Linked DNA regions of Homo sapiens: regions 1 and 3 are each linked to region 2. A link is a loop called in an ENCODE intact Hi-C map of the cell type or tissue named here. Cell type or tissue: mammary epithelial cell. All regions are shown on one strand.

Evidence for each region. Hi-C counts contacts between places; a loop is a spot of excess contacts. Peaks named below come from ENCODE experiments on the same cell type or tissue, not always from the same donor. Only the 100,000 strongest peaks of a DNase experiment are listed, where the experiment ranks them.
Region 1: a loop joins it to region 2, with 1.8 times the contacts of the local background. A loop is called at or near these places in 2 of 110 quality-filtered maps.
Region 3: a loop joins it to region 2, with 9 times the contacts of the local background. A loop is called at or near these places in 2 of 110 quality-filtered maps.

Annotation. Positions count from the first base shown.
Region 1 is chr7:12,919,330-12,927,329 of GRCh38, reverse strand. It overlaps the pseudogene RBMX2P4. Among named protein-coding and RNA genes, the nearest start is that of ARL4A, 240 kb to the right of the region's middle. RefSeq lists an enhancer at 2,700-3,899 and a silencer at 5,192-5,486. In mammary epithelial cell, no CTCF peak of the experiment used is centred here; a DNase peak (open chromatin) is centred at 3,139; H3K27ac peaks cover 1,603 bases.
Region 2 is chr7:12,728,298-12,736,297 of GRCh38, reverse strand. No RefSeq gene overlaps it. Among named protein-coding and RNA genes, the nearest start is that of ARL4A, 45 kb to the right of the region's middle. RefSeq lists an enhancer at 6,671-7,194. In mammary epithelial cell, a CTCF peak has its summit at 4,832; a DNase peak (open chromatin) is centred at 4,787; H3K27ac peaks cover 714 bases.
Region 3 is chr7:12,635,820-12,643,819 of GRCh38, reverse strand. It overlaps SCIN (scinderin), which reads right to left. Exons shown (of 16, transcript NM_001112706.3): 10 at 7,685-7,775; 11 at 3,303-3,473. Among named protein-coding and RNA genes, the nearest start is that of ARL4A, 48 kb to the left of the region's middle. RefSeq lists a silencer at 3,162-3,456. In mammary epithelial cell, a CTCF peak has its summit at 4,769 (motif pointing left); no DNase peak of the experiment used is centred here; H3K4me3 peaks cover 394 bases.

The sequences.
Region 1 (8,000 bases), 190 kb before region 2:
GAGGCTACATGGCATTAAACTCAATATATTCTATGTTGAACTGGGCTTGTAAAATTGTTTAACGATTGTAACATTTATGTATTTCTGGTCTGTTTAATCTGAGGTTTATTTTCTTTATACTTTACAAAAAACTTATTATCAATTATATGTGACTACAACATAAATTTAAACTTTAAAACAGACAGTGCAGCCTTTAAACCTCTGTATTCAGCATGAAAAGATGTGAGCACCAGGGAGGGCTTTAGAATGAATATCCATGAAAATAAATGACAGCTCCCATCATTCTCAGAAAAAAGAAATACTACATCATTCCAAAAAAAAAAAAAAACAAAAAGAAAAAATATCTTACATGCTACTGCTACCAACATGTGTAAAAATAAGAAGGTTGATGTATCTGATGAATTGTAATCCATGGAAGAAAAATACTATTTTATAACATTTATTGAGCCTGATACTATTCATGCCAAAGAGTTAATTGCTCACTGGAGTATCAATAATTATTTTAGACCACTAAAATATGATCTTTGTGTTACTAGGGAAACAAAACCCAGTTTTCTTGCATGCAAGATTCTAACCAAGTCAGAAATTATATACAGATTTCCTAAACCCTGTGCTCTTTTAAATAATGATTTTTGCAAAGAAACAGAAAGGCATCCTTATATTCAGAATCTCTAGACAGACCAAATCAAAGCTAAATTTTATGAGACACGTTAGGATATTTCTGTTCAAACAATAAACAGTGATTTTGAGCAATGTCTAGACATATGAGAAACCAAGTTGAACCAAAGTGGCAAGAAAATAAGCAAAGCTAAATATTGTCCCTAATTGTAACAGAAAATACAAGTCTCTAATACTTCTAAACATTTCCTGTCTGTAAAATCCAGGATGGTGTGATGAAAGCCTCTTGTTCTCTCTCAGCCAGGAACAAGTTAAAGCTGACCTCAGCCATAACATGGTTCTCAGAGGAGGGGACTTCAATGCCCTTAATTCTTCTGGAAAGCTGATAACTTTTGAATGCAGGCAGCAGGGAATCTGGCACAGGCTGCTTTTTCTTTGGGTTTCATGCAAAGATACTGCCAGGTTGACTAGAGCTACCCAGGGCAGGAAAGTAGGGCAGTAGTCTCTAATAAGAGGCTAAAATTAACAGGAAAAAAAAAAAGCCTTCTTTGCAAATTTCACTTAAAAATAGTTTAAATATTTAATAATTATCAACAAACTTATCTACAGATTTTTTGAAAAGGACTGAATTATCTATCAGTAATATGTACATGACATTGCTCATGTTACCAACTGCTATTATTTGTCATAAGAAAATAAGCATTTCAAATGTAAAGCCTCTCTTTTTCTTTGAAATAATTTAGGTTAAGCGTCCTTTCTTCTTCACTTTGAAAACTCTTGTGCTCCCAAATTTTAATAATACAATAATTAAAGGTAAAACATATTGCTTTTATTTCCAAAGCATCTCTAGCTGAGAAGTCTGCAATGTTATAATAAGAAACCCCAGAGGTCAATGGTCAGTAGTGGAAAGATGGCATGCACTTGAGCAAGCAAACAAAGCAGGCCAGCTTTGCCAGCTATATACCTGACATCCAAAGCATACAGATCTCCTTCTGGTCAACAGTGGAGAGCACCTGAATTTTAGAAACTTGTTAGCTTTTGATAGACCCACTATTTCATAGCTTCTGTCAAAATCTCAGTTAAGAGAATACATATTCAAGGCAGATTAAGAGACAAGCTGTTCAATTATTTCTCAAGATCAGCGGCTCTTAAATGTTAATATGCAAAATACACACACACACACACGCATCACTGGGGGTCATATTGAAAACGTGTATATGTGGCCAGGCGCGGTGGCTCACACCTGTAATTCCAGTACCTTCAGAGTCCGAGGCAGGTGGATCACGAGGTCAGGAATTCGAGACCAGCCTGGACAAGATGGTGAAACCCTGTCTCTACTAAAAATACAAAAAATTAGCTGGGCGTGGTGGTGGGCCCCTGTAATCCCAGCTACTCGGGAGGCTGAGGCAGGAGAATCACTTGAACCTGGGAGGTGGAGGTTGCAGTAAGACAAGATCATGCCATTGCCCTCCAGCCTGGGCAAGACCCCATTTCAAAAAAAAAAAGAAAAAGAAAAAGAAAGTGTGTATATGTGAGATTTCAGAGATTCAAATTCAACAGGACAGAAGTCCTTATTTTCATCATGTATTATAAGCAATGCTAGTGAGAATCACATTTTGACAAGCATTCCTAGTATCCTTAAGCTTCATTCATTTACCAAATCATAGCACCAGAAAATTTATATAAGAACTATCTACTCTAATTTCTCACAGAAGTGGCTTTGCAGAATTATAATTCACTTTTCTTCCCTGATTTTCATAAAGGATTATCATACGAAGTAACTACATGAAAATCCATTTTACATTTTAGAGAAACTTAGATTGACAGTACTGTCCATTTTTGTTCAAATATGCCTTTTTAATGGGCAGTATATTTCTCATAGCACCAAGGACCAGAAAAAAAAAAATGTATCAAACAATTTGTTAACAAGTCTGTAATTTATCATAACAATGTTTGTCTTGGATACCTGAAAACACAGAGAGAAACTTTGTTCTGAATCACAGTGACTTTGTTTGAGCCTTTACCTTGATTTTAATCATGTGCTTGTCTTTAATCATAAGTATATCAAATTCTTTTTGGAAGCAACTAGACTCATAATAATCAGTAAAATTGCAAAGCCAGATGTCATTCTGTAATGAGTGCCTGTGCACTGGGGCTGGGACGGGGGGTCCAACCAAGTTTGTTGACCCATTTATTTATGTAAATTTTCAATACCATAAATTCAAGTTGTATAAGCACAAAGTCAGGACAGCTTACCAAGACACACTGTTAGTATGCAGTGTATTCATACTCCTTGTAGAATTAACTCTGAAAAGGGCCACTATTATGCTGCCCTGTTAAAACCTATTCATATATTTCCTTCACTACGTCAAACAATGCTTCTCATATCCCTCCATGTAGTTTTCTAGATTTAGATGTAGTTTTAGATCCCTGTTAGTGCTTTCCTCTGTTCAAACCAAGAGGTCTGACAGATTGCTACCTTTCACCTGGATTGCGTCAGCCTTGGAACAAATCTTCCGAAGCCAAAGTCTTTTACACATCACTGCCAGATTAATCATCCTGGAGACTAATTCTAATGAAATTTAAATTATTTAGCTGGTCATCCAAGGCAATCTATGGTCTTGATGCTACTTGTCTTACAAAATCAATTTTCTACTATGTGTCCCATAAGCATCCACTCCAGCCTAGCTCATTTTCTACTTTATTTCCCTCTGCTTTCCCACTCCCAGGTAGAACGACATTTAGTTGGTCTTTAAGAACATAAATTGTATTCATCCTTAAAGCCATCAAAAAGCCTCATTAGAAACTGCTAATAAAAGTAATTTCTTTTCCCCGTGTGACTCTCATAATACCTTTTAGATTTTCCCTTACTACATATATCTTTCATTATCATTATTAAGGAATAGGTCATATTTCCCCCTCAAGATTAAAAGCAGATCTGTTATTACCATAAGACAAACCCAGTACATTCTGTATCATATAGGTTGAGTTCAATGACACTTAACCACTTGGAGAAAGAACTTAACAAACTGCTTCATTTTCAAGAAACTATTCACCATTTGAATTTATCTCAGCAACATCTTACACAACAAAGAGGTAAAGCAACCTGAATATCGTTGTGCAAAGAAGGGAATCAGCCAAACAGGGCATATATCTGACTTCTGGAGCAGTGTTCACCAGAGAAAGCTTATGGATTCAGGATCAGTAGCAGGTAACCCTGTCACCGTCGCCCCATCACATTCTGGGGCAATGCACAGCCATCTCACAGGATCAGACAACTGACTCTGGAAGCCAGATGTCCCCCAGATGTGTGGTGCTGAGGGGTTTTTAAGACTTGTGTGACATGGCAGAATCTTGTGTCCAGCTCTGTGGGGCGGAATACTAGGCCTTTATATAATCAGGCATCCAAGCCTTAAAATTACAGCTACAAGGCATAGGAAGGTCATAGTAGGATTCATCACACCAAGATTCTGGTCAAGAATGCACTAGCCCCTGCCTTGGCATGATGGGGAAGCTGGGTTCCAAGTTCAGTAGCTTGTTAGTACCAGAAACATAAAGTCATAACTGCTTTCCATGGTACTTTGCAAGAAGCAGTTCTTTCTAAGGGATCAGCTTGCAGGAGATCAGCCTTAGACAAATTTCACTCTTATCTTTCCTACATTCAGAGTTCTAAAACAACATGAATTGTATTTGCGACACAAAATTCAGGTATTAGGAGACTGACCCGTATGTACACCATGCAAACCACTCCCAAAACCTGTTACATATGTGCAAAGCACTAGCTGGCAGAGATGAATCCCTTCACTAAAGTAAAGCTCATCAATGAGCTAAATTAGTAGGAGCCCCCCAGCTTAATATGGTGCCTCAGATGTCTTGGCCCTCCACTAGCAAGGACAGGCAGTAAATCTTTCTCGAGGGTCTTGCTTAGAAATTAACTGAACAGGTATATTATGACCTATTCTCACAATATGGAAAAATATTAACATTAATCTTGTATGGAACAAGAAATCTTGTAAATCCAAATTATTCTCTTTTATCATTGCTTTGAAGTTCAGAAACATGATTCTGGCTGTTGTCAAGTTTAATAGACTAAAGATCAGAGGAAGAATCACCTGAGTCAACCACATACCTAACTATGGGCCCCATAAAAACATAGAGACTATGGATTATTAAACACTGTGCTCTGGCAAGATGGTGGTGCTCAGAAACACTGTCCAAATTCATATCCATATAAAGTTCCCTCCTCCAAAAGTTTTTGTGTTTCATGAAAACACGAAAAACAGAAACAAAAACTATTTACTCTGTCAATTAACACTTAGGCAGTGCAGAACAGCTACCTTCTCCTCACCACACAGAGGTAAGATTAAAAAGAGAAAGGACAACTCTAATTTATATGTGCTGGGGTGCGGTAGCAGGGCAGCTGTCAGAAATCTAAGTCCAGAAGCTCAAAGAGAGGCAAAAGCTCCCTACTCCCCAAGACCTGGGCTGCTTGCCATGATGAAGTAAAGGACCCAGCAAAGAGGAAGGAGGAGGAGGAGGAGGAAGAGGAGGAGGAGGAGGAGGAAGAGGAGGAGGAGGAGGAGGAGAGGGAAAAAATCAGGGCATAAGCTCAATCCCCCTAGCAATTGCAGGAGAGAGAAATAAGAGGAAAAGAGTCAGGATAGGGTCAAAGGTGGAGCTCACACATGCATCCTGGCTCCCTGGAAAATGGTCTCAGGGTGTGGCCGCAGAAGGAGGAAATCCTAGAGCATAAAGAAGCAGACACTCCTGGGCAGAGCCAGCGCCCTGGGTTTTGGTGACTCCTGGCTTCACATCTGAGCTTTGTTCTGCTTAGTTGCTCGACTTGGAAATAGACTGTGATTTTCAAAACTCATTTGCTATTTCTCCGAATAAAGTCCCTGCAACTGGGGGAAATAAGTCATTAGCAATAATTTAGGGTTCATTGTCTTCACTTAGATTGTAGTTTCAAATAAATATTCAAAAGAACCATATTTAAAATGTTCAGAAGTCTTTCCATGGATATAATTGTTAAAGGAAGAGAGGAAAGTGAATTTTTGAAAATAAAAAATATTTCTCAAAGGAGACATGGTTGCTTTTTTTGTTAACAAAACTTGACTCCTTCTTCATTATTCATAATTTAAACAGTACCAAACATTATTATATACAGTCTTGAGAAATTTCTAGCTTTGTACACTGAAAGTATTGTATCCCACTACTATATTGAACAGCATACAATATTTTATTCCTGATCTGTAGTTTCATAAAATTGTACAGCTTACCCATAGCAGGATACAAATTAATAATTAACGTGGCCCTGTCCCCATTTTGATAATGATATATTTTTACTTTTGAGCAACAAAAAGGAAAAAGAAAAGAAAGGAAAAGTCTTATGTTTTTATAGTTTACCATGTTTTGTATGTCTAAAATTTTAAGAATCTACTATATTGAAAACTATATTACATTCCATATTGTCATGAAAACAGGAAAAACAGAAACTGGTGATATTTTATTTAAAAAGGGGGAATTTATATTTTCCTTCAACCGACTTACCAGATGTTAGAGCTTTTTAAAAATTCTATATCTAAAATTTCTTTGCCACTGATTCAAAGCAGCAGCCTGGCATTTCATTTATACATTTAAAAATATATATGAGAAAATATTATTCACTGAAAAGAGTAAAATATTACTTGCTCTCAAGTGGGTGTAAGACAGAAATTGAGTTAATAGTCTCTGCCTTGTCAGAACTGCTAGGCCAACATTTTCTTAAGTCTTTAAAGTAACAAATGGGGTATTTGCAGTTATACAAAACACGAATTGCCCATGACGTTTTCAGAAGAATTAGAACAACCACTATGAATAATTTATTTGCTTTCACCAAGATAATACTTACTTTATGAAAAATAAACATTTAACCGCTAGAAGGGTAATCAGACTTCATTTAATTTTTCCTTTATAAAATTTAAACCAATCCACAGATGTCTCAATTTCTAAAATGCTTAAATTTAATATTATACTCTCTTATGCCATTTTATCATTCTCTATATTGCAACATTTTCATATGGTTTCACAAGGACACCAATTAATATGACTGAGCACAAGACAGAGAAAGGAAAGAAATAATTAAGAGAGAAGTAAAGAAAGAACAAAAGATAGAGTAAAGGGAGTGAAGGAGCAAGGGAGGCATGGGCGGGGGGAGGGAGAGAGGCAGGGAGGGTAGGAAGGAAGGAAGGAAGGAAGGAAAGAAAGTTATCCAGAGGTTTATGGGAAGACACAGATATTCGTAGCTGCCCATCATTTTGAACACCCTTTTCTACCTTGAGTTCTACCTTTCCAAAATGGAAATAATTACAGAACTTCTGGTGTCCCTGCCTAAGGATAATCAACACCACATGGCAGGCTGAGGCCCAGAGTTATCTTCATGTAGAACAGATCCCATGTTTTGTTGAGAACTCTCCCAGCTAGATAATTTCTCATCACTTTTTTCTAGCATCTGATGTTGCTACCTTTGTGAAAAGACAGGCCCTGACTGTCACACATGGTTGACTTGTGACTCCCCATGTTTTCTTTTATTATTTCTCTATGTCTTATATCGAGGCTAAAAGAGTACATGCAATTATGTGAACTCTTATTACAGCATAGATTTGTTTGAGAAATATCACATACCCAGCTATTGCAAATTTTAATACAACGTGTCAGTGTTTTTCACAGTGCCTCATGCTGGAATAAGCATCCAGTGAATAAATGTGATAAGTCAAATGGGTTGTCAATAGTAATAAATAATTAAAATCTACTCTTTGCATGGCATTTGATGGGGCATTTAAAGTAAGTTTAAAGTTATTGCCCCTTCCCAGTAATTTCACCCTATTTGTCTCCACCTAATATCCAAATAAAAGTAAAATAAAAAATTGAATAGACATACCTCACAAGAATGTATACACACATATTGAATAGCACATGTAACATGGCCAATATTATTCAGTACAGCCATCGGAGCAGTTTGGATGATTCAAGTGGAATCAGTCATCAAAGTGAAGAAGAGTCCCTTTTACTTTCATGATTCTTAATTAGGGGGATCAATAGAATAGCTGTCACATTATAGAAGACTTTAAAATCTGCTAATTAATCAAAAGCAAAGCTCATCAAAGCTTGGTGTGTACTAATTGTACTTCATTTTCTACCATTAGCAGTTACAAAGCTGAAGAGCTTTCCTTTTTAGTTATACTCTTGTCTAATTAATTCAGCGGTGCCACAGTCTTGTTTTTATCATAACACAGTTACACGTAATACCCACAACCACTAACACGGAAAAGACACCAGGATCAGGCTCTCCAGACTAAATTATGATGCCTCTCATCGGAATTGGACCATTATGTATCCCTGAC
Region 2 (8,000 bases):
TTGTATAAAAGTAATTTATACATGATCAGGTATTATTTAAAATGACATCAGTAATGTATAGTATTAACATTGTGTTAAAATCAAAAAAAAACTATCTTCCATACGGTTTAAAATTGTGTCATAAATACAGTGATAACCTAAAATGTTAACCTAATACTAATACACGCCTAATATTAACCTAATATTAATAAATACAATTATAACCTAAAATATTAACCTAATATTAGAGTATAAAATATTTTACCAGCACGTGAATTCTTTTCATATCCTTTGAGTTTGGGTTTTCTAAAATTTTACAAGCTCTACATAATAATGGGGTAATTTATAAGTAAAATAATGGACAGTATACACTATCTAAAAAAACATTACTTTTAAAACATTCTTCTTTTCATACATTTCCTTTCACTGATGGAACTCATATACTTACTATTGTCAAATATGGGTTTATTCACTAAAGAAATGATTTTGTATCCTGAAAAGCAATCATGAAACAAATGATAGAAGATCTGTTTTCTCAAAGTATTAATTCTTTCATGTTATTCATTTCAACACTCCTTAGGAATGGATGTTTATAATCATTGTTATTTTTTGTGCTGATAAATTAGGGTTCAGAAAGATTGAATGGCTTGGTTATAACCAAAAGACATAAGTAATTTCCAGTTTTCTTTATTTAGTAATATAAAAATCAAGCACTATGTCCTCTACCTGTACAGTATTCTCAATGGACCAGATATAATCCTTTAATACACAAAAGCTCTTGCAATTCACAAACTCCTTTGAAGTGAACAGAAGGGCCAGGGATGTGTGAACAGTAAAGACTTCAAAAGATATTATGATTCTTAATGTACCTTTGAAAGTATACTAAATTTATTTTGTGCCTGATAAATCTAAACTGCATCGGCTCTCATGAGAGAGCTGCATTATTTTTTCAGATACAAATAGTCCTGTATTTGTTTTTTCCACATTTACTTGTATTACTTGAGTACTTAATTTACTTGCAGCTACTACTTGATTTACTACAACTAATTAAAAATGCCTTTTTTCCCCTTATATTCCAAGTACATCCTCATGGACTGCTAAATCTCACTGAATTAGACCATGTCTACTTTTACACTATATCTCTTGGAAAAGTAGCTGATTATTTTCTTGTTTCTTAAATTATTAACTTGTTCTGATAAAGAGCAACACAATTTGGAACAGAATGTAAAGACATTGTTTAGGGAATATCCAAAGTGAATCCCTTTTTTGCTTCCAAGGTTATTATAAAATTCAAACCAGTCTCTTATTTTGGTAGTTGACAAAATTAACTCTTGCTGCAGCACATATTTATGTGCACAAGTACACAAAATACAGAAAGGAAAAAAAACTATCATTTCCTCAGACTGGCTATAGAGACAATTCTACACCCCCAATTCACTCAGGAATGAGAAAGTAGAAAAGGTTGTTTTCATGCACTAGAAGATTGGAAAAGAAGCTATATCTTCCAGAAGTAAACTAAGGTTTTTTCTGAATTTGATTGCAAAAGACTCACGGAAATGTACAATTTTTAGTTTTCTGTGCAGTTTCATGTAAAAGAAACATAACTACAGTGGCCTAAGCAAATAAAGGTTTATGTTTCACATAACAGGAAATTCTAAAGCAGGCAATCCAGGGCTGGTGAATCAATTCAAGATATCATTATGAAGCCAGGCTCTGTCTCTTTTATTCTGCCATTTTTAATATGTGCCCCTCATCTTCCAGGTCACAAAATGGCTTTACCTCCTCCACATACCATATTTGCTTTTGGACATAAAGAACTAAGAAACTGCAAAGATCAAAAAGAGAAAATGGAAGTCAATCATTTGACTTCTAATTATATTTCATTGGCTACAACTATGTGTCCAACCACCAGCCTAACTGGGGGCTGGAACACTAATTTAGATTGGGCAAGATGCCCTCATCTCCAAAAAAAATTTGGTACTCAATACAAAGGGGTAAGTTTGCCAGATATAATATAGGACATGCAGCTAAATTTGAATTTCACAGAAACAGGTAAAGTTTTTAATGTAAGTAAGCCCCATACAATATGTGAGACATAGTTATACCACAACATTTATTGCTTATCTGAAATTCAAATTTAGCTAAGCATCTTGTTTGTTTTTATTTTTGTTTTTGCTTTTTTGAGACAGAGTTTTGCTCTTGTTGCCCAGGCTGGAGTGTAATGGCAAGATCTCAGCTCACCACAGCCTCCACCTCCCGGGTTCAAGTGATTCTCCTGCCTCAGCCTCCTGAGTAGCTGGGATCACAGGCACGCGCCACCACACCCAGCTAATTTTCTATTTTTAGTAGAGATGGGGTTTCTCCATGTTGGTCAGGCTGGTCGTGAACTCCCAACCTAAGGCGATCCGGCCACCTTAGCCTCCTAAAGTGCTGGGACTACAGGCATGAGCCACCGCGCCCGGCACATCTTGTATTTTTATTTGCTAAATCTAGCAACTCTGTTAAGCAGGCAACTAATATTATCTGCCGCAGAACCCATGGAAAATTTCTCCATTCCCTTTATAGTGTTGATATATTATTTCTTCATAGAATCTAACTTGATTATCTAACTTCAGAGACTAAAGGAGTAGTTTTATAATTGCCAACTCCAATGGTTAACTTAGCTAGGCCACAGTACTCGGATATTTGGTCAAATACCAGTATAGATGTTGCTGTGAAGTTTTTTTTTTAATGAGATTAACATTTAAACCAGTAGATTTTGAGCAAAGCCGATTACGCTCCATAATGTAGTGGGTATCATCTAACTTGAAGGCTTTAAGGGAAAACAAACTGGAGTCCCACAAGAAAGAAGCAACTGCCTCAACACTGTCTTTGGACTTGTACTATAATAACCCTTCCCTGAGTTTCCACATGGCTGGTCTGCCCTGCAAATTTTGGGTTTATCAGCCTCTACAGTCATATAAGCCAAATAAATGTGAATTAAACGTAAATTTCTAGTTAGTTAGAATAAATACACACACACATACACACGTGTGCTATTGGTTCTGTTTCTCTGAAAGACCCAGACTAATACAGCATCTGAGTCAAAAAGTTAGGGAAAATAGGCCGGGCGCGGTGGCTCACGCCTGTAATCCCAGCACTCTGGGAGGCTAAGGCTGGCGGATCACCTGAGGCCAGGAGTTCGAGACCAGCCCCAACATGGAGAAACCCCGTCTCTACTAAAAATACAAAATTAGCAGGGCGTAGTGGTGCACGCCTGTAATCTCAGCTACTCGGGAGGCTGAGGCAGGAGAATTGCTTGAACCCGGGAGGCGGAGGTTGCGGTGAGCCAAGATCGTGCCATTGCACTCCAGCCTGGGCAACAAGAGCAAAACTCAGTCTCAAAAAAAAAAAAAAAAGTTAGGGAAAATATTTAATTGAAGAAATTTAAGACTCTAGGTAGGCAGCAAGGCATGATGGCTCACACCTGTAATCCCAGCGCTTTGGGAGGCTGAGGCAGAAAGATAACTTGAGTCCAGGAGTTTGAGACCAGCCTGACCAATATAGTGAGACCTCATCTCTACTAAAAATGTTTTTTGAAAATTAGCTGGTCATGGTGGTGCACACCTGTAGTCCCAGCTACTCAAGAGGTTGAAGCCGGAGAATCTCTTGAGCCTGGGAGGTTGCAGTGAGCTATGACTGCACTATTGGAACACTGGCCTGGGCAATAGAGCAAGACCCTGTCTCAAAAAATAAAAAGAAGAAGAAGAGTATAAACAGGCCTACAAATCAATTGGAAAATATGAACTATGCAAGCTGGATTCATGTACACTTTTTGTCTTAAAATAAGAAAATAATAGTTTGTAACCTGCTTCTAATCAGCTTTTCCACTAAATTCAAACCTTTTCTTCAAAATTAGCCTTGAATTTGAATTTAGCTGTAGGTGAATTTAGAGATTAATTTATTTTTAATCTGTACATGCTTTATAATCTAGTCATAGTAGATGCTTCAAAATACTTGTTTGAATAATTACATATATTTTAATAACTTTTTCATTTCACTAAATTGGGGTCTATAAACTTCTCCACCCAATTAATCTACTTGTGGGAATTCAAATATCTCACAGAAGTTCATTTAGTGAAGTTGAACAAAATCAGAAGCTAAAGTGTTATGGTGATTTTTTAAAGTTTATATCAATGCATTAATGTATACACATTTTCTAACATTTTGCTTCACCGCATACTTCGAGAAAATATTTTTTTCCACAAAATATAAGTTTTGAACATTAGTAATATGTTTATTTTCTTTTACCCAAGAATATGTCTGCAGTGACAGCTTTATCAATATTTTTAAGAGACTTCCTGGGTGTGGCTGGAGAACCTGTCATCCTTTGATAAAGAAACCACATGTTCTAAGTGAAAGCCAAAAGAAATTCTTCTTTTTTCATTCACTACTTTGTTTTATTTTAAAAATCTTTGTGAATTCAACTAAGATTAGATAGTTTTTCAAATCAAAAATATAAAATCCAGATTTTAGATCAAATTTGTATGCAGAATGCAACATGTTAAACTATAAACAAATAGAAAATATGAAATAGAAAAAAGAAGAAAAATTATCACACAGGAAGGATTTTGAGATTTTTCAATCAATATATTTCCTTTAGAAACAAGTATGGAGAAGAAAACAAGAGTATTCCTTTTTTTTTCTTCTCCTTAAAGGGCAACCCAGCTTTTGTCTTTGCAAGTTCAAAGCTTAGTGAGAGATGTGCCTAAACATGCTGTTTTGGGGATGTTTCCCAGGTCACCCATATCCTGTTTACTTCTAATAGAGTCTGCCTTGCCCCATGCATGCTGTTTTCCTCCTGGTGTCTCAGCACTGCCCTCCCCTGCCTGACTCAAGTTCACTTGATAGAAATAACCTAGAATGGGTGTTTGTGTAAAGTTTGCAGGACATCTCCTTAAACTGAAACCCAAAATATCCAAGTCAGCATATGTTGTTGGTACATGTGAACTCTGAATCTGTCTCCCTAGATGCTAACCTTTTGTTCTAAGCTCCAGAAGCCAGCATGCTCTACCTTTCTCTAAAGGTTGAGATCAAAAGTAGCCCTTTAAAGGGTGAGGAGACGAGGAATGAGGAGGGTGACAAAGGAGTGGACCTTAAAAAATAGGTATTTCCCCAAGAGGGAAAGAACTGTGGGGCAGGCATGAACAAAAAACACAGGGATCCTGAAAATCTGGATCCTGTTTTTCCACTTTGCTGCTAGCCATGACAATTTGGGGGCTGTATGCTACTTTCTACCCTCTTTAATCTGACTGGGAGGGATTGTGAGTCTTCCTTCAAGACCCTTGTCAACCTCCTGAAGCAAACCCTAAATTTTTTACTTTATTTTATTTGATTGAATGTTGATGATCTATAACTGCATATATTTATGAGCTACAAAGTGATGCTATGATACCATATGGAATGATTGAATCAAGCCAATTAACATATCCATCATATCAAACATTTATACCTCCTAACTGAAACACTGTCTTCCTTGACCAGTATTTCCCCATTTCCACCAGCCCCCAGCTTCTGTTAACTACCATTCCACTCTCTGTTTCTATGAGTTTCATTGTTTTAGATTACACATAGAGTGAGAACATGTGGTATTTCTCTTCCTGTGCCTCGCTTACTTCACTTAGCATAATGTCCTTCACGTACATCCCTGTTGTTGCAAATGACAGAATTTCTCTCTTATTAAGGTGAATAGTTGTTTTCCATTGTGCATATGTACTACATTTTATTTATCTATTTATTTGTTGATGGACACTTAGGTCCATTCCACAACTTAGCTAACTCTCTTTTCCAGCCCAGGCTTATGATGTCTCCCTGTTCCTCAGTGTTTGCATAATGATGGATTAAAAAAATTACAATAACAGGTGACATTTGGTGGAAAGAGGACTGTAGCTAGAGACATAACATATGGATAGATGTCCTAGATCTGTCAATTAGAAGCTGCATAACTTTAAGCATATAATTTTTTGTGCTATGGTGGCTTTGAGTAAAAAAGAAAAAAAAAGTTTGCTAAGAATGGGAGGTCTTATAGGAACTTCAGTTTACTCTTCTATAAAATGTGATTTTTAAAATTCTCAATTTAGGGTGAAGAGAGAGTTCTTGGGAGGTGCTGTTATGAGATGAAATTCTGTATGTGAAGTACCAGTACAACCTTGGCACATTACAGTTCAGTGGAACTCAGAGGTTTTCTCCAGGGGGGGGTCTATGAATGCCATGATTAGTTAGCCAAGATCCCTGTCTTCGTGGACTGTACCTTCTAGAGACTGTGTCGGTTATTTGGAGGAGTAACTGAAATAACATACTTCAAAGTGCTTGGTAAACTAAAGACTTTTTCATGTGTTGTTTTTTAAATTAAAATGTCCTCTCAAAAATATAACTTCAGGCTTGTACATTTATCAGATGTCAGTCCTCTTCACTTGTGGTAATTTCATACAGAGTAATAACAAAATTGCTGAGAGATTCAAAATCCAAATATAGAAGGCAGCAGTTGCTTATTTAATGCAATGAAATGCTAATCCTTGCATTTTTTATTGTTTTATTTGTTTTAGTCTTTATAATCCCAAGTATAGTGCTAAGTCTTTTGGAAATAAGAAAGAAACTAAAAGAATATATCTATTTTTAGCTTTCTGCTAAGCTATTTCTTGCTCTCCTGTAGTTATTCCAAAATTGGTTGCAGTTTTATTTAAATAATTCTAAGAGGAAAAAAATAAACTTGTAAAATAGAATATTAAATGCACACTACCAAATTTAATTGATTTTTAATGCAAATATAAGTAGTACAGGCCATGCTAAACGTTTATTACCAACTGTTTGCAAAACAATCTGTTTACCCCATTCCGAGCTTCAACCTGCCTTAGACCCTGCTCAGGTAGCCCGACACCCAAAGAGGGCAAGATAGGCTTCCTCCCACAACACTCAGGCTGCCTGTTGGCTCAGCTGGGGCCACCCATTGTCTGGCTAATGGAATCCTGGAACCCAGCCAGAGCTGCAGCCTGCTTGCGAGGTTTAGTTCTGTTTTTGTTTTTAATGATCACACACATTTTGGCCTAAACTGCAAACAGAAGATAGTGGGGCGGGAGTGGGGCGGTGGTGGGGAAGAGGGGCGGGAGTGTAGTCTTATTTTATTTAGAAGAGGAAATCCAAAAAAGTGAGCTCTGAATACAGTTTTTTATGTTGTAAGAAATAAGTTTAGGTAAATGATTGAAATCGAAAACATGGCAAAGAAAGAAAGAAAAAATGGAAGAAGCCCAGCATCTCAAATTGTATCACAACAAACTGTCAGAAATATCACCAATAAATACACAGCCTTATGAGTAGACTCAAATTTTTAAATTACCAAAAATAAAAAAGTCAGCCTGGGCTGGGTACAGGGGCTCATGCCTGTAATCCCAGCACTTTGGGAGGATGAGGTGGGCAGATCACGAGGTCAGGAGTTCGAGACCAGCCTGGCCAACGTGGTGAAACCCCATCTCTACTAAAAATACAAAAATTAGCCGGGCGTGGTGGCATGTGCCTGTAATTCCAGCTACTCTGGAGGCAGAGGCAGGAGAATCACTTGAACACGGGAGGCAGAGGCTGCAGTGAGCCAAGATCACACCATTGCACTCCAGCCTGGGCGACACGAGCGAAACTGTCTCAAAATAAAATAACAAAAAATAAGGCCTGAAAATAAAAAGGGTTTTAATTTTGCTTACAATTTCTAGACTTTTTAAAGTTTTATGAACAGTTATTCTTTAAACTACATTCATGGTGTTTGTGTGCGTGTGTGTATACAATTTAATCACATCAAAGAATTCACATAGATGAAAACTCTAAGAAATTACCTTCCAAAGATGATGTCAGCAAGTGAAGAGGGAGTGTACATAGCTGCTTGTTTTTTAGTAAACTACAATTTAAGAGTCCTGAAAGGCAGATGGCTGGCTGTCAGGAAATGAGCTTAGTCAAAGGAAATGGGAGATGTCTGGTTCAGGGGATTTGAGGAAGGC
Region 3 (8,000 bases), 92 kb after region 2:
GGAAGAAGAACCAGTAAGCAAGACTGAGGGGGAGCAGCTGAGACGGAGGAGGAAAACAAGAGCGTAAAGTGATCTTGAGGCCAAGTGAGGAAAATGCTTCAAGAAGGCAGGGGTGATTTGCTGTGCCAAATGGTGCTGCTTGGCCAACCACACTGAACTGCCAGGATGAAGGCAGCCATGATGTGGAGAGTTGAATTTCACCAGGTTTGTCAGGAGCCTGTTGAAGGAGAGAACACTAGAGGTGGAAGGAATGGCTGTTGGAAGTTTTAAAGGAATGTCCAGGAATTGGGAACATTCAGGAAAATAGTTAAAGTCCTCTCCCAGCAGGAATGAGGCCTCACAGAACAAGCTCAAAGGAATCTATCAGATGTGATTATGGAGAATTACAGGAACCAAGTCTGGCTTCCAGGGCTTCCAATTTCTAATACAAACATCTCATTATGGGTACAGAGGAAAGAGCCCGGATGATGGATAGAAGCTGACAAGAGACCTGTGCCCAGACTGGTGTGAGATCAGGAAATGAGATCTAAAACAGAATCTTTATAAAGCCTTAGCCTGCCGGGAGATGAAGACAGAAAGACCTGTAAAATGATCTTGACTGGTGCATTTCAGAGAGGTTGGGAATGTGAAAGCTGGTTTGAGAGGCTGCAAGAAAATAAAGAGATGCACAGAAAGCAGCTGATGAGGTCTCACAAAGGAATGTCCACTGGGGAAGAGATCAGAATGTAACAATGGTGCATTTTGGTTGACTTTCCCATCTGAAATCAACTGAGAATGCCCGTAGATAATGTATGCTTAAATGTCATTTTGATAGTTTTTAAATGTCAAAAAAATAGTCATAATTAAACACAGAAGAATCCGTGCACAGAAGGTTCTGGATGAGATCAATACATATGGTAGCATTTAAACCATATGACTGAATGAGACCACAGTGAAGGGGCCAAGGCCGAGACTTGGAGCGCTCAAGAACTTAGAGGTCAAACAGAAGAGGAAAACGCAGCAAACTAGCCCGAGAGGAGTGGCCGATAGATTAGGAAGAAACCATTGTAAGTGTGGGGATACATTCACCTAGTGAAAAAAGAATTGCTCAATAAAACTGGAAAGGCTGACTGGCAAATGCTAGTGGGAGGTTGAGAAAAATGAGATCAGAAAAGTGACCTTTGTTTGTGGCATGTGGCAGGTCACTGGCAAACTAGATAAAAACCATTTCAGTGGACTAGTGGGATGGATACCTGATTGAGGTGGCTTTAGAGAGAACTGGCTTTAAAAAGTAGAGATGGTGAGTGAGTGAAAACACTCAAGACAAACCTTTCAATGATATGTGCTCTTAAGAAGGACAGAGAAATGATGCAGTAGCTGGAGAAGGTCATGGTCAAGGTCAAGACACAGTTTTTAAAGAAATGACAGGAGGTTTCTGTTACAGCCATCTTTGTAGTTCAAAGTGAATGATTCCAGATAGAAAAATAAATTGATAATACAGAATGAAAGGAGATTACTGCCTGCAATCATGATGAAATAGAAATGGAATAAATGCACGGGAAAGACAGAAATCCAGGAGATTCCTTAGGAAAGCAAAAGAGGGAAGGATCCGGACAGAAGTTGGTGGCCAGATGGGTGGGGGAGGAATTGGGCCTTAGATAGGAGCAATAGTCTATGTAATAAACATTTAATAAATTATTTATTGATATATCACTGTACACAAATATATTATTTATTGCTAATTTATGGATAATAGTATATATATAATACATATAGTATATAATATTCACTTACAAGACACTTCATCATATGGAAATTCCTAATATAAAATATTAACTTAAAAAATAAATAAAAATTTGATATTTATTTCATAAAAGAGGAGGGAAAGAGAATATATACACAGATGCAGACAAATTGATAAAGTTGCAGGGGAGTAGATAAGGAGATTTATGCCTGATTTATCTTCTCTGTGAACTCTGAATCAAAGTTATCAGTAGAGAGAAGGGGGTGCTGGGGATCTGGGGAGAAAGGAGGACATGAAGCATGGGGTGTGAAGGAGGCAGCGGGTTCATGGATTCAGCTATAGGCCTGGAGAATTGCCAGAATGTGCATTCTGGAGTAAAGGAGCCAAAGGACAGGAGAGAGTTGTCAGAGATTAGATGACTGAAACAGATTTCTGAGGAGCTATAGTTATTGCAAATGGCAAAATTTAGTATAGGACCATGTGAGTGTGAGATGAAATGCGGTCAAGGAAAAGACTGCTGGAAGAGAGAAGCCGGAGAGATGGAAATAGTGAGATAATGGCTGAAGTCATCAAAGAAGAGGAGGACTGGCAGTTCAGTCTATGAAAGCACAAGAGGTCTAGAGGACGGAAAGTCTGATATAAAAGAGAGAGGCAAGATAAAATCAAAGAGGTAAGGGTGAGCAGGGAGGGAACTTGTCCAGCCCCATCCCTGAGGCCATGGTGAGTGGGTCTTGGGAAAACACAAGTTCCACTTGAGAGGGCTGCCAGGGAATCTGTCCTCAGAGGACAGTCGTAGAGAAATCAGGTGCAGGGAGAGGGAGGCTTAGAGAAGAAGTTGCAGGTGGAGGGATGAGATGACCAACCCAAGTTTAAGGGGTCTGCTGATTGACTTGTATGGAGGGCAAGTTTGAGGGACAGCTCCAGGCTTGATATGCAGAGCATGCCAGGCAGCGTAAGGGTGATGTGGAAGACCTGGATTTCAATGGTGACTGGGGTGACAGGATTGTCCTAAGGTGAAAGCACTTAGCCATTTAAAAACCTGGGCAGGCTGGCCTTGTCTATACCTGGAGGTCTTCTTATCTTATGGCACCATGGCATGGGGTTTGATCCCAGCTGCTGTCAGAAACAGCTCATGGGGCCAGTTCAGTTATGGTTCTGGTCCAGTGTGGTGGGACATGCCTCCCATATTTGTTACACTTGGGCAAACGAGGGCCTTCCCTCTCAAATGTCTCCAGTGTGATCAGTCACCTGACCATCACCCATGATCTATCCACCTAAGGCCTTTCAAGATGGAGCTTAAGCAGCCTCACGCTTTTGACAGCTAATTTGTGACAGTATTCTTAAAAATTTATCTGTTTGGGTTCAATGTAATTGAAAATTGCGAAAGGCCTGGTATCTGGAGTTTTACTTTTTACTCAACTCTCCTGCTTTAAATGTTTTTAAAATTTTGAACAGTGGATTAATTATAGGAATGAAGGGAGTTTATTTGCCAAGTTTTTAAAGTCTAATATTTGCTGATGGCTCAGGTCCATTGGGAAGTCCATAACTAGGGCATGTTTTATGGAATGCATGACATTACCTCCACAATTCTGGTGATAGATGCCAGGTTTCTCCGGACTTGAAAGAGGCGTGTAGGGGGAGCAGGTGCCTGACCTCCTTTCTTTGATGTTCCATTCTTGTAAATAATGAGCGGTTTGTCTTTGAACAAACTCAGTAGGTGAACAGGCTCTTTGCCTTGGGAGACTCGGATCTGATGGGGGAGAGGGGGAATAAAAGAAATATAATTAAGAGTGCTGTGAAAGAAGGTTTTAGTTCCAAATGTGTTCTTATGTTGTCTTTTTGAAAATAAAACAAAAAATAAAAAGTCAAGAGCAGGAGGAATGATGATTAACAGAACATATAGGTTAATGATAATTAATTTTCCCTGTTGACTTGAGAATCTTTTGTTATCGCAGGCACGGTGTCCATGAGTAGTTTCTTGTCAGGGGAAACATCACCATGCTCCAATACTTTCTGTTTTTGAAAAGTATGAAGATGTAAGTCTGTTCATCTACATCTCCGAAAGAGAAAAGGTGCTGGTGTCTGCGACCTTATGTGAAAATCACTCTTCTTTCAAGGGCACCAGTAACACTTACAGATATTTACAGAGGTACTAGAATCTCACGTGTTTTGGATCTGGTTCAGAAGGTTAAGAGATGTGCATTCAAATGCTTCACAACATAAGATGACCCCAAATCATACCCATTATTTCTATATCTCTGTATTTGTAAAATAAAAAAATTACACACACACACAAAGATTGCTATGCAAGCACTAAAAATGGGCAAAAATAAACAGAATATGTTTTCTACTTTTTAACTTACCTATAGAAATGTAATAGTAGATATGCTCAATATAAGAAACTTTAAAAAATACAATATAAAGACTTTTCAGGATGAGGAAATTGAAAAAAAAAGGGAAATTATTTTCTTGATTTTATTTATTAGCCCCAAATATTGGATTAGAATTTCCTATTTCTCACACAAACTATTGATGCATTTACATAAAGAGTTCAAATTTCATGTCAGTCTCCCATTGTTTTCATTTGTTCTGCCCTGTGCTAAAATTGAACTGTCTCACTTCCCCTGGTTTGTCTTTTTCTAGAAGCCAGGTGAATGGGAATGCTGATGCATGTACTCATTACATGCATATACATACCTGCATATAGGGAGGCCGAAAGGCATTGAAAATAATTGACTTCATAAATATATTTCAATTAGTAGGCATTCAAATAAGTGAGCAGCAAATTATGGAAACGTTTTGTCAGTTATAGTCTCACAAATACCTAAAACTGTTAGCTTAGCATTTCATATAACATGGAGAAAACTTTAATTGCCAACATGAGAGAAAGAGAAACACTGATTAAGGCCCATCCCTTACTGTCAAAGGAGAATAAGAAAGAAAAAAGGCTGATTAAAATATGTTCAATATGGTTAATATATTCTACAAAGGAGCGTTGAAAACCGCAATACTTTAGTTTTTTCATGCATTATTGTAAGCTACTGCCATCTAGTGATTAAACTAAAAATTACCATTTTGTTGTCAATTTAGGATTCAACCGGCTAACAATTCATGGTAACTCATTAATCGAGTGCATCAAATATAGTACTATGAAATATGAAATATGTAAGACAATGCATGTCTTCATAGTTTTTTAATAGTTTGGTAAGTAATACCTTAAAGATCAACTAAATTCCATAGAATTGAGTGCATTTAAAGAATTCAGTCATTTCATTAATTTATTGATTAAAAGTAGCAAGTTAACTTATTTTTAAAAAGTTAACATGCGCCTTTAAATTTAGATTTAACTTGATTTTTGTATCTACTAACTTGTATCAAGATGGAAAGGAGACCAGCTGGAAGACCAACTTCAGCCTTCACATCTTATACTTTATGTTCTGAAGTGTCTAACTTGCCTCTCTCTATTTAATTATTACATTAAAATAAGCAATTACACACTTACAAAGATTTGAAAACAAGACAGAAAAACCCTTTTGTACCATATAGAGTCTTAGCTCCCTTGACATCAGGAATGAGGAAGTTAAACAGGCACAACCATGTAAAGGGAGTGTTTAATGCTGCTGTATCAGAAACATCACTGCATTGGCCAAGTAAGCACCTGCTTTCAGTTTGAACTCTAATCTGTAAGATGCTTTTCCCACCAGATGGGAGCAGATGGCTTCTCAGAAACTGGCCAAAGACAACAGGCAGGCAGAAAACAGGCAGCAGTGTGTGCAGCTCCAGCTAGGAAGACACAGGGAATGAGAGAGAGGGAGAGAGATAGTTCCAGCTAGCTGTAGGAAAAAGGAACAAGAAAGTACTCTCTCACAGAATGAACGAGAAAGCAGACGGACACATTGGGGCACACTAGAGGAAAATAGGGTCTTCTTGAAGTCTGTATGTCAGTTATACAGTAAGGGAATCTAAAAAACAAAGACCCAAAAACTTTTTCATGGTAACTAATAAGCGTCCTGAAACAAGTAGCAGATACTCCACCATAAATATAAAAGGAGGAGCAGTTGAACTTAGGAGAGTACAGAAGATTGAACCAGGCTAGAAACAGCAGTCTCTTAGACACAGTGAGGAGATCTAGAACTAGACATTGATATCGTCTGATATTGTATAACATTTAAAGTTTTATAATAAATAAAACAGCATATTATCTCTTCCTGTCCCTTTTTCTCTATCTTAATCTGTCTCTAGATAGAGATAGCTAAGATAGATAAGTTAGATAGATAGATATACTAAAAAGTTGACTCATTTATAATTACATGAAATTTTCATTTTGAATTTGGATTCAGTCATTCTCGACAAGTAATTTTTTATTTCAGAAATACCCAAGTAAAAAAATACATCTCTCCTCCCTCTCAATCTCTCCTCCCTCTCACACTATCCTCTCCCTTGCCCTTCCTCTTCTCTCCTCCTTCTTACTTGTCTCATTTCTTCCTCCATGATTTCCCTCTCTTCTCTTCCCCCTCCTCTCCTCCTTACTTGTCTCATTTCTTCCTCCATGATTTCCCTCTCTTCTCTTCCCTCTCCTCTCCTCCTATCCCTTTTCTTTCCCCTTTCTCCCTGTCTTTTCTCTTTGTCCCTCCCATTTCTGTTCATCCTTTCTCCCTCTCCACCACTTCCTCCCTCACTTTTGGGTGTTGGACTTTGTTTCAGTAAAGATTCTGGTACCTAAAAGGGAAATATAAGGACCCATGCTATTTTATCAAGATTTATTTCTGTTTACTTGTGCAAAACATAACTTACGCATGTTTACGATTTGAGAGTGTAAGAAAATGCATCTTTTTTTAACCTATTAATTCGAATTGTTAATCTGTGCTTGTTCTGCACTGTTGTATTTATTTCTCATTGTTGCTGTAACAAATTACTATGATTTAGTGGCTTAAAACAACACAAATTTATCATCTTACAGTTTTGGAGGTCATAAGTCTGAAATGAGTTATGGGGCTAATTTAGTAACTGGGCTAAAATCTGGAATAACAATTTAGTCACAGGGCTAAAATCAAGCTATTGCAGGGCTATAGTCCTTTCCAGAGGCTCTAGGAATCAATCTATTCCTTGCTTTTTCTGGCTTCTAGAGGTTGCCCATATTCCTTTGCTGGGGACTCTCTTCCACCTTCTTTTTTTTTAATTTTATTTTTTAATTGATTAATAATAATTGTAGATATTCATGGGGTACATACAATGTATAGTGATCAAATTAGGGTAACTAGCATAACATCATCTCAAATATTTATCATTTCTTTGTGTTGGGAATGTTCGATATCCTCGTTCTAGCAATTTGCAACTACATAATATGTAATTGTTCCTTCTATCCTCAAAGCTAGCAATCGCTGGTTGAGTCTTTCCCATGCTGCATCCCTCTGACTCTGTCTGGCTTCTGTTTTACTTACAAGGACCCTGGTGATTACGCTAGGCCCACCCAGTAATCCCAGATAATCTCCCTAGTTTAAGATCTGCTGATGAACAACCATAACTCCATCTCCGACCTTAATTCTCCTTTGCTTTGTAACATATCACACTCACAGGTCCTGAGGATTAGGACATGAACACCTTGGGGGCATTATTCTGCCTACTGTATCTGTTGAACAACAGCTGGAAACAGTAATACAGATAAAACCGTTTTAATGTCAAGAGGCTATCATTGACATAGGGTGTGATTCTATTGGGAAGATTCTTTTGGAATCTTACACCTGTTGATAGATTTTTGTTGTTTTTGTTTGCTACCTCCTTTCCAGAATCTGAGATAACTAATTTGAAATGAGAGTAGGAATATTTGAATTTCAAAATGAAAACACAGTTCATATCAAGAAAATGTCAAATTTCTATCCCAACTTGGGAGGGAGCTATAGCTATCCATTGAGCTAGCAAGACTTTAACTTGTGTGAGTTTTGGGGGTAAAAATATCCCAACCTGCACAGCCTGTCCTCCAAGGGACCGATCCAACTGAACAGTCAGGAACGCAGATGTTGTCAGCTCATCTCGTGTGGCATTTGCTCCTTGCCTAGAGGAATGAAAGTGAAACGAATTAGCTTGCCTTTAAGTTTTAAGATCGTCACATGTAGGCATTGCAAGCAGAGACAAGTTATTATGAAAGATCAAGAAGAAGCGAACTGTTTTAACATGATACAAGCTGTTAAGCTATTGTTTTTGTCAAGGTATCTAACATTTAATTGTCCTATGTGTTGTCTAGAACTGTATATGGTAGGCATTTTTATCTCCATGTTAA